2 separate regions of the Homo sapiens genome follow, and region 2 is linked to region 1. A link is a contact called in ENCODE Hi-C or POLR2A ChIA-PET data. All regions are on one chromosome and are shown on one strand. Each heading gives the region's core, a stretch centred on a gene start or an enhancer-like site at or near the end of the contact. The rest is flanking DNA. Distances are from core to core; before and after follow the strand shown.

The links. Hi-C counts contacts between places; a loop is a spot of excess contacts on that map. ChIA-PET counts read pairs that join two places held with the same protein, here RNA polymerase II (POLR2A). Pooled maps may share reads with other maps.
Region 2: a loop to region 1 is called in a pooled map, with 2.8 times the contacts of the local background. The contact joins the promoter of TMEM272 here to the enhancer-like site in region 1. A Hi-C loop is called at or near these places in 2 of 168 maps with a recorded cell type or tissue (Caco-2 and thyroid gland) and 7 of 50 pooled maps. POLR2A ChIA-PET finds 5 or more read pairs at or near these places in 1 of 52 experiments (BJ).

The regions. Positions count from the first base shown.
Region 1 is chr13:51,993,566-51,998,353 of GRCh38, reverse strand. All of the region lies in intron 1 of ATP7B (ATPase copper transporting beta), which reads left to right. Among named protein-coding and RNA genes, the nearest start is that of ATP7B, 15 kb to the left of the region's middle. RefSeq lists a silencer at 2,027-2,321. Within about 2 kb of position 2,558, at least 8 of the 41 ENCODE cell types and tissues checked have a DNase peak (open chromatin) inside an H3K27ac peak, as active enhancers do.
Region 2 is chr13:51,842,608-51,847,395 of GRCh38, reverse strand. TMEM272 (transmembrane protein 272) reads left to right here and starts at 2,219. Exons shown (of 5, transcript NM_001351003.2): 1 at 2,219-2,380.

The DNA of each region.
Region 1 (4,788 bases), core at 1,309-3,808:
GTCTGTGGGCAGCTAAGATATGAGATCCTTGTGTTCCAGGATCTGACCACGTTTCCCAAAGTGAGCACATGCCCATAGGCATCAGTAACAAGTGTGGACTGAGCTGACTGCAGCCTCGGTGGACAGAGAAGACTTGTCCTCCAGCAGTGTTACAGGCTGACCACCTGCTGGCACCCTGATGTTGACATTAGTGATGCTGGAATTCAGATAAGGGAGAGAGCTGCTAGCAGGATTCCACAGAGAGGCAGGACTTAAAGGATAAGAAGGATTAGATGGTGCCGGGAAGGGGAGGAGCAGGGAAGCCAGGGTCAGGTGTGAGGAAAGGGGAAGGTGCTAGAAAGAGGAGTTTGGACTTAATACTGTAGCCTAGGAAGGTGGCCCATGCCTTGGCTGTTCCACACGTCTCTTAGATTCTATGGGAGCAAAGGAGAAGCCACTGTGTTTACCCCAGACTTGCCTTCTTCCCACCCTCCCCGCTCATCTTGGTGTACTCATCACCATGTGCTCAATCTGCGAAACTGGAAATGGCATTGTCATCCTCAGGCCCCCACTTTTTGTCACCTGCTGTGATCCAGCAGTCACTGAGTTGGGAGGCCTCCTCGTTTGTTTAATCGTATTCTACTATTAAATTTTCTGCCCCTTGTAATCCCTCCTCTCCTGGGTCTTCATTCTTGTTTCTGCCCAAACTGTTTCCAGATCACAAATATGATTCTGTGAGTTCTCTCCTCAGAAACTCCTGGTGATTCTACACCACCCACAGGACAAAGTCTAGACTCTGCCCTTTCTAACCTGGCCCCAGCCCCCTTTTCTGGCTGTCTTCTGGGTCTGAGCCACCATCTAGAAATGGTTTGAATGGTGAAGTATTTCAATTTCATGGAGCTAACAGAATAGATTATTTAAAAGCATGTGGGACATATGATCCCAACATATTTTCCTTATTAGCTATTCATAGGCACAGCACAGAAGAAGCATTTATATTTATAATGATCTCATGTCACCAAGGAAAAGTTAAAATATGTTCAATAACTCACTTTAAAAGGCAGCGGAAAAATAGATGTCACTTATGGGGAATATTTTCACCCAGAATGACAAAATTTTTAAAAAATCTAATGCTCAAAGCGATGAGCTTCAGTTACCTGGAAAATCTACTTCTGATGCCCCATAAATGAAATGTCAGGTGGTCAGCAGGGCATGTGAGGCTCCTGATAGATCCTTTCAGGAAGGGAGAGACATAGATAAGCAAGACCTGAAGAATCACTAGAAAGCAATCACAGATGCACCTGATGTATTTACATGGGCTCCCATAGAGGCAGCTGCACAGCCCCACAGTGCTGGCCTCTGGCAGGGAGGCTAGGGTTGGGGCTCAAGGCCTTTAGCATCAAATATACCTTTCCTTTGATGAAAATGGGTTTGAATGACATTTCTTGGAAATTGAGGCAGGTTCTTTGTTTTTTGGCTGAGCACTTAGGAGATAAGAAACAAACCCAGACACATTTTGGAGGAGTTGGTTGCTCAGCGTGTGCTTTAGAAGTGATAGCAACCGCCACAAGTGTGGTAAGAAGCAGCAGGATAAAGCAGGCACGAAGGGGCTTTGGTGCATGGACCAGCCTTGGTGTTGCCTTTCCTCAAAGAGAACAGATCTCTCAGTCAGGAGTTCTTGGGGCAGGGATGACAGTGTTAATGGGGGAGGAAGCGTCACTGTGGGCAACCTATGAGGAGGCAGCCTTCAGTGACCTTGGGCATGTGTTCTGAGTGCCCTCACTGGGTGCACACCTTAGTGACCCCCTGCTGGTACATTCTGCTGTGAAGAATAACACGGAGAGACAGAGTGATCATTTTACCCTGAATTCAATTCCACACTCACTTGCAGCAGGAGGTATGGCTGGAATTAGTGGCTGTGGTGGAGCTGTTCCTGCCATGGGGGATGTGGTCTCTCCTTCTGGTCCCCGAGTGGTGGGGTGGGAATGGAGGCAGCGCTGCCCGACAGAGCAGGCTGCTGCTGGAATTACCACAGTGTCGTGTGTCTCCTCCTATTAATCCCCATGTGGAACAGCAGGTAGCCTGAGAAGCCTGAATTGTGCCTTAGTTCCTGGCCGTGGTGCTGCTTAAACAGATGAGCCTTGTTAGCCAGTTTGTGCAGTCAGTTCTTACTGAAGTCAAGCCTTTGGTCCAAGGGAAAACAAAGCTACAGGAAACATGGAACTTTCTTACACCTTCTTGAAAATACAAGTCATGTTGCCTAGGAAATACTTCTCTCACCAAGTATTCTGCACGCTGCCAACATTGGAGCTGTGGAAGAGGCAGCTGAAGCAATTCCAAGAAAGTGCTAGCAGTTTGGTAATAAAAGGAAGTGGCATATCTCTCCTGCCTCTAGACTGGGTTTCTAGGAGTGCACATGGCCAAAAGGAAACTGCTGCACTCTGGCAAGTGATTACATGTTGTGCTCATGGACACCTTGGCCGGGTGTCCAGTGTGCACTGGGTGAGGGTGTGCATGGGCTGTGTGCAAAGATCTGCAGTGCTGCACACAGTGTGTTGAGTGAGAGGGTGCCAAGTGCTGGGACGGTTGTAGATAAACAAAAGCAAATAGGTGCAGTACTGTGCAGCCTGCCCAAGTTCCCAAAGCTTGCTGCCAGGCTGAAGACTGCTGGCAGCCTCTCCTGGGCTGGGTCAGGAGTAGAAGGGTGTCTTCCCCTTGCTAATTAGGAGGACACTTCTAAAGCATTTCTCTCTAACACAACCAAATAGTCTGCTGAAGGTGAACTGCTTTAGTGAGGAGGGAAGCCGTGGCCGTGAACTCAGCGATAGAGAAAGCCAGGGGTGATGTGCCCCAGAGCCCCGAGCAGTCCTTCCTGGCAACTCTGAGTGACCAACATGTGACCCTGCTGTCTGTCCACAAGCAGTGGTCCTTTAGGAAGAGCCCTGGGGTTAGGCATTCAGCCAGGCCAGTGTCTACTGTGGAGGAAGGCACTCCACCGTCAGAGGAAGGAGAATTTCCACAGAGAGTTTTGAATGGAACCTGGGAAATGAGTTCCAGTCAGGTCAGTGCAATTGCAGATGGGCTAAAAAGCCTGGAAGGGCCTGGACCCATTTTAAAGATGGAGGTTTCTCTCCATGTCTCTTGTGTGGGATATTGGGGAGAGGTCTGGGGAGCGGAATGAGAGTGTGAATGTAGCACCTGGCAGGAGTCAAGCTGATTAATTACACCATGGCTTGGAAGTTTGGGTTTTGTTGCTTTTTATTTTCAGAATATTTTGTAAGACTCTATGAAGCAAAAGTTTTCCACAATGCAAGTCAAACAAAAATGAATCCTTCCTTCTTTTTACTAATATGTTTTATAGTGTATACCTTATTTTGTTAATCTGTACATTTTAACTAAACATTTTGAAAATGCTGCAAAATGAAGTTCCTTTTCTTAAGCAAGTTGAAGTTTTGTTACTCCAAAGGTTAGGTCATGTCCAAAAGTAAGACAGTATAACGTTTTGTAAAAATGGTGCCTTTTAGCAGCATTTCTGAGCAGACTGGTGGTGTGTACAGGGTCTTCTTCATTGACCTAGTCAGACGAAAATAAAAAACAACTTTTGAAGGCATTTACTAGTTAGATACAAAGGAAGGTTTCATAAGTACTTTGCTTCCTCTAAGACTTATTTTTGTGCTGTTCATTGGTTAAAGTCCCAAAGACTAAAGGAAATTTTGTGAAAAGAACTTTCAAATGTGCTATGCAAGAGATTTACATACGTTGAAATCACAGGGTACTTGGATATTGAAGACAGAAACTCCTTTTGAGTATTTAAAGATTCTGCATTTTGCTATCAGGTTTTTAACCAAGGATATAACTATGCTCGGAGGTATTTATTTTAAAATATTAAAAGTGTTTTTTGGTGTTCTGAATTTGTGGAAATTTCCAAGAGACTCCTTTAAAGTTTTTTCCTAGGCAAATTTAAAAATATGAAATGTAGAATTATTCAGTGGCTGCCCGTTTGGGTAGCTTCTACACAGAGGTTCGAGTGGTTTTAGGGGAGGGAAGTGAGGTGATAGATACAATTTTAATTACTTTGTTTTCTAAAGTAGTTTTATAAATTTCATTTTATGTCTCTTTAAACTGTATTAAGCCAGTAGCTAAACTAATGTGTTAAATCACTTAGAATTTTAAAGAGTGACAGAGCGTTTAATCTTTTAATCAGCCTTTTCATATGTTGCCGGTTTATACAATATACGGTGAACATTTATACTTTTAGCCATGTGTTTAAAATAGTGAAATACTAAATATGTTGGGGTGAAAATGCTTGAGGCATTTTTAAAAAATGTCCAAACTGTTACTTTACAATTTCCAGCCTATATCTGAAGTTTTGAGATATGACGTGTGCTGGTGATTTTTAAGGCCAGCACCAATCTGTGACTAGTGGGGCGACCTGAAGCTGACTAGGGGAGCCTCTTCAGAAAGGAGGGCTGGGGAAGAGGCCTTGGTGGAGGGGATCTGAGTGCAGACCCAACACAAGTTGTGGGACCTGGGCAGGTGAGTCTTGGACACTCTCCTTTAGATTCTTCATTGCAAAGTGGATGATAAATCCTGCCTCATATGATTGTGAAAGCACTTTGTAGATTATCATGCAAATGCAAAATAGTGTTACTTCTGCCAAAATTATGCTTTTTCAGAAGAATTTCCAACTCTGAGATATGTTTGATGTGTTGTCTGAAGGTCTGGACAGGACTGTGATAACCCAGTAATCTATCTGAGCACAGTTGCAACTCTATTTTTCCTTTGTTTGTTTTTTTCTAAGTTTTTTAT
Region 2 (4,788 bases), core at 970-3,469, 150 kb after region 1:
GATTCTCATAAGGAGTGTGCAACCTAGATTTCTGGCATGCACAGTTCACGAAGGATTTGTGCCCCTGTGAGAATCAAATGCCGTTGCTGATCTGACAGGAAGTGGAGCTCAGGTGGTAATGATTGCTCACCTGCCACTCATCTCCTGCTGTGGGGCCCGGTTCCTAAAAGGCTAGGGACCAGTACTGTTCCCAAAAGGCCAGAGACCATGGCATGTTACTGTATTGAATAATGTAGGCAGTTGTAACACTGTGGTAAGTATTTGTGTATCTAAACGTAGAAAATACTACACATAGTATTTGTGTATCTAAACATTGTGTACAGTAAAAATAGGATATGAAGGATTAAAAAATGGTGCACCTGTATAGGGCATTTACCATGAATGGAGCTTGCAGGACTGGAAGTTGCTCTGGATGAGTCAGTGAGTGAGTGATTAGTGAATGTGAAAGCCTAAGACATTACTACACACTACTATAGCCTTCATAAACACTGTACACTTAGGCTACACTACATTTATTAAAAATATTTTTCTTTAATAATAAAGTAACCTTAGCTTACTGTAACTTTTTTACTTTATAATTTTTTTTAATTTTGACTCATACATTAGCCCATACATTATACATACATTACATTAGCCTAGGCCTACACAGGGTCAGGATCATCAATATCACTATCTTCCATCTCCACATCTTGTCCCACTGGAAGTTCTTCAGGGGCAATAACAGGCAGGAGCTGTCATCTCCTATGATAACAATGCCTTCTTCTGGATACCTCCTGAAAGACCTGCCTGAGGCATTTTTACAGTTAACCTTTTTTTAATATATATAAGTAAAGGAGTACACTCTAAAATAATGATAAAAAGTATAGTATAAATACATAAAGCAGTGACTTCGTTGTTTTTTATTACTGTAAAGTATCATGTGCTGTACATAATTGTATGTACTTTACTTTTATGTGATTGGCAGTGCAGTAGGTTTGTTTACACCAACATCACCACAAACACATCAGTAATGTGTTGCACTACAACATTATGACTGCTATGACATCACTAGGTGATAGGAATTTTTTAGTTCCATTATAATCTTAAGGAACCACCATCTGTGTGGTCCATCATTGACTGAAACATTGTTATGTGGCTCATGACTGTGACTGTATGTCCTTTCCTCTAGCAGGCTCTCCTCCCCTTGCTCCTCTGCTTCACCCTGTCCTGTGGTGTGAAGTGGTCACCTTGGATTCAGGACTGGGAGAGTGGCAGGGCCAGCCCTAGAGTGAGCCCGGAGAGGTGCCCTCCTCCCAGGGGTGTGCAATGCAGGGGTAGCTTCAGAGGGAGCAGCTCCTTGCATTTTACATAATAGGCTCTTCTCTTGCCTCACACCAGTCCCTCCCCCAGTCCCTCCCCAGTAGACTGGCCTTTTCCACCGAAATGACAACAAAAAACCTGGAATGTCAGGGTTGGAGAATGCCTTTAAGTCATGTGACGCCAGTTTCTCTAAGTGTGGTCCATGGAGCACCTACAGGAGACTTAGCAGAGTCTAAACTGCAGATTCCTGGGCCCAGGCCCAGACCTACAGATTGAGAATCTTTGGGAGGTGGTACAGGAATCTGCATTTCAATAAAGAATCTCTGGCACTTCTTATAAATCAGCAGCTGAGAACTTCTACTGCTAGGTGCTTGCTTACAATACAGACACACAACAGCCTCACAAAGCAGCCTGCTTCAGGTCTAAGAAGGCCACTGTTACAAAGTTTATGACATGGGGCACAATTCAGCCTTCTTGTAACTTCATTCTATCTCAGATCTGGCCGTCTGCAATGACTCGGAATCAATTTAATCCCTTTTCTACGTGGCAGTCCTGAAGTCCATAGGGCACCTCTCATTACCTCAGCCCACTTTGAGTACCTTCACACTCTTTCCTAAGCAGCCGCTGTTCGGTCCACCCTTTCTCGTGTGCCACCAACATGCAGGGAGGGCAAGGGGTGAGAAGGGGCTCGCACCAGAACTAAGTCCCTAGGTTTAGTGCCTAAGGGACTGAAATGAAATGTTTCCCGCGGGAATTCCTAACTCCAAGGGGTCGGCCATGTTTCCACAGCTCCCAGGGTCGCTCTGCTGCCCCCCTGCGGGCCTGGGGAACACTGCAGGGGTATGAGCCGGCGGTGGGGCTGCTCTCCCCACACGTGGGAGTGGGAAATGGAGAGAACCCGCCCCTTAGAGGAAAAGCCACGAGTTGCTGTTGTGCTGCAGGAGAGAAAGGGAGAAAGAAAGCGTGCGACAGGGAGTGGGAGCCCCAAGTCAAGAGGAGCCCCACAGAGGCAGCCCTGGACTTCGGGACCACAGAGGTGCTGAGTGCTGCCCGATTCTGGATCCCACTCTGCTTAGCTCAGGTGAGTCCGGCAACCCTGGGCAGCCTGTGAAGTTGGAGAGACAGTCCTAGCAGAGGGTTTCTTGAAATCATTCTTAGGAAGATGCCAATGTGCTGATTATGCTTCCTGGAAAGAAAATGACTACATTGTGGAAGTGCTTTTCTTAATTGTGTGGAGGGAACGAAAACAATCTTCACTGAGTCTAAGGGAGATGGGTTTTCTGGAGAAGAGAACAATCGTAAAGGAATAATTAACTGCAGGGCGAAGGCAAGTTGTGTGGGACTCTTAGAAACAACCTACCGGCTGCAGGACAGCGAGTGGGGACCACAGGCATCACCTCCATGTCTTACCTATTGGGGCTGTGAGCAAGTGGCTTTGACTTGGTCATTTTAAAGGGGTGGTAGAGCTCAAAGGAAGTGCATTTTTCATTTCCTAGGAGCCAAACAATGAAGGCATCCTAGGGAGGTTGTGGAATGACTCTGAGACACAGTAGGTATGCGATAACCTCCACTGAATTCATGCATTCGGGCATGGTTAGGAGAGAAAACAGCACAGGTTACACAGAGAGCTACAGATAAGAAAGGACTGTGTCCTGAGCACCCGAAATGTTTGTTGAAAATATTCAACAATACTAGTTAACATCTGCTTTGAAGGAACAGGTATGGGGATGGTTAATGTCTAATATTCAATGTTATTCAAAACCAAGAGTGAGTTGGTCCTCACAGCTGATTTAGGAATAAATAGTTTAATTTACCAAGCCAATCAGTAAAAACACAATCATATATATATATGTGTGTGTGTCTACACATACACACATATATATACATATATATATGTTTACTGTTGATTCATGACACAACTCAGAGGTTAACAAAAGTAGAATTTTACAAATTTGAACTCTAAAACTGGGAATGTTAGACAGACATAGAAAGTTTCTCAGACCTAGTCCTATTGACATTTTGGAGCAGATAAGTGTTGTTGGGGACTGCCCTGCTCCTTGGAGGATGTTTTTCAGTATCTCTGGTCTCTTTATCGACAGCCCTGCTCCAGCCATGACTATTAAAAATGTCTCCACATATTGCCAAATGTGCCTTGGGGATCAGATCACCTCTGGTTGAGAACCACTGAGATATATCAATTGGACTGAAAATTGAAAATGCATTGAGCATATCATTTGGCAATTATTATTGATTAATTCCCATCGTGCCCTTTATTATCACTCAGCTGCTAGGAGAGGAAGCAGCAGGGGCTATTATCACTGCCCTTCTAGGTGCAGAGGCAGGTGTGAGACACACAGTCCTATCACAGCATGCCCAAGGATAGACTTGTAAGTCACTGTTTGTTCACACTGGAGAGAAGGCACTGCCCGGCCTGTTACCCCAATCTCTTCCTGTTTCAGATTTCTAACAAATAAGAAAACTTTCTATCAAATAAGAAAAAATGTACGTTTTCTTAGTAGAAGATATAGAAGGTATAGAAATTGACTAAAATCTGTGTCATTACAGATTTTAGTCAATCATTTAATGGATTGCATTGACATGAATCCATCATTAGTATGTATTTGCTCTATTGGGCATCTCTTGCTGTTGAGGGACCCTCTTTTGGAAGAGCTGCCGCTTCAAAGGGCTCCAAGGAACGTGCAGTTTTTTGTGAGTTGTTCAAGTCCCCACCATAATAGTGAATAGGTCTTTTGTAGTGTATTTGAATCTGCAAATTCACACAGTGAATTCTGTGAATCAAAAAGCAGATTCACTGCTATTTTCTCAAATTGCAGCTTTCTTTGTGGGCTTCCTCTGAATTGAAATAAATCCATATCTTGGGTCATAAAAACCAAATCACAAGGGGGAACATACAACTGGGAAATAAGCCTAGAAAGAATTGGCAAAATATCACTGGCAATCAAAAATGTAAATTAAAATAATTAATTTCCACTTTTGCCTATGAGAGTAATAAAAATGCATTAGTCTTTCAGCCACCCAGTGCTGGTTAGGTGTGGTGAAACTGCCACTCTCATATTGCTGGTGGCACTGGAAATGGATACAGCTCATTTATAAGTCAATTTTACCTCAAATCCAAAAAGTTGCTTATGCTTTTTAATTACATAACTATTCCAAGAGATCTACGTGTGCATGAAACAAAGCACTTTTCATGGAGAGAAATGTCTCTTAGGATTACTTGAGTGAAAAGTAAATATCCAACAAGAAGATATAGAGAAATATAGTTTGATATAGCGTACTCTGTGAAATATAATTCAGCTGTGAAAATGAGAGTTCTGAAGACCAAATGGTAACAGAAAGAATGCTTATGTCAAAATGTGATGTGTTCACTTAATGTGCCTGATTATTGCAACCATGTAAAATGTGTGTACATGCACATATGCATATGTATATATGCATATACTTAAAAGCTCCAAAATACTAACAGTTGGG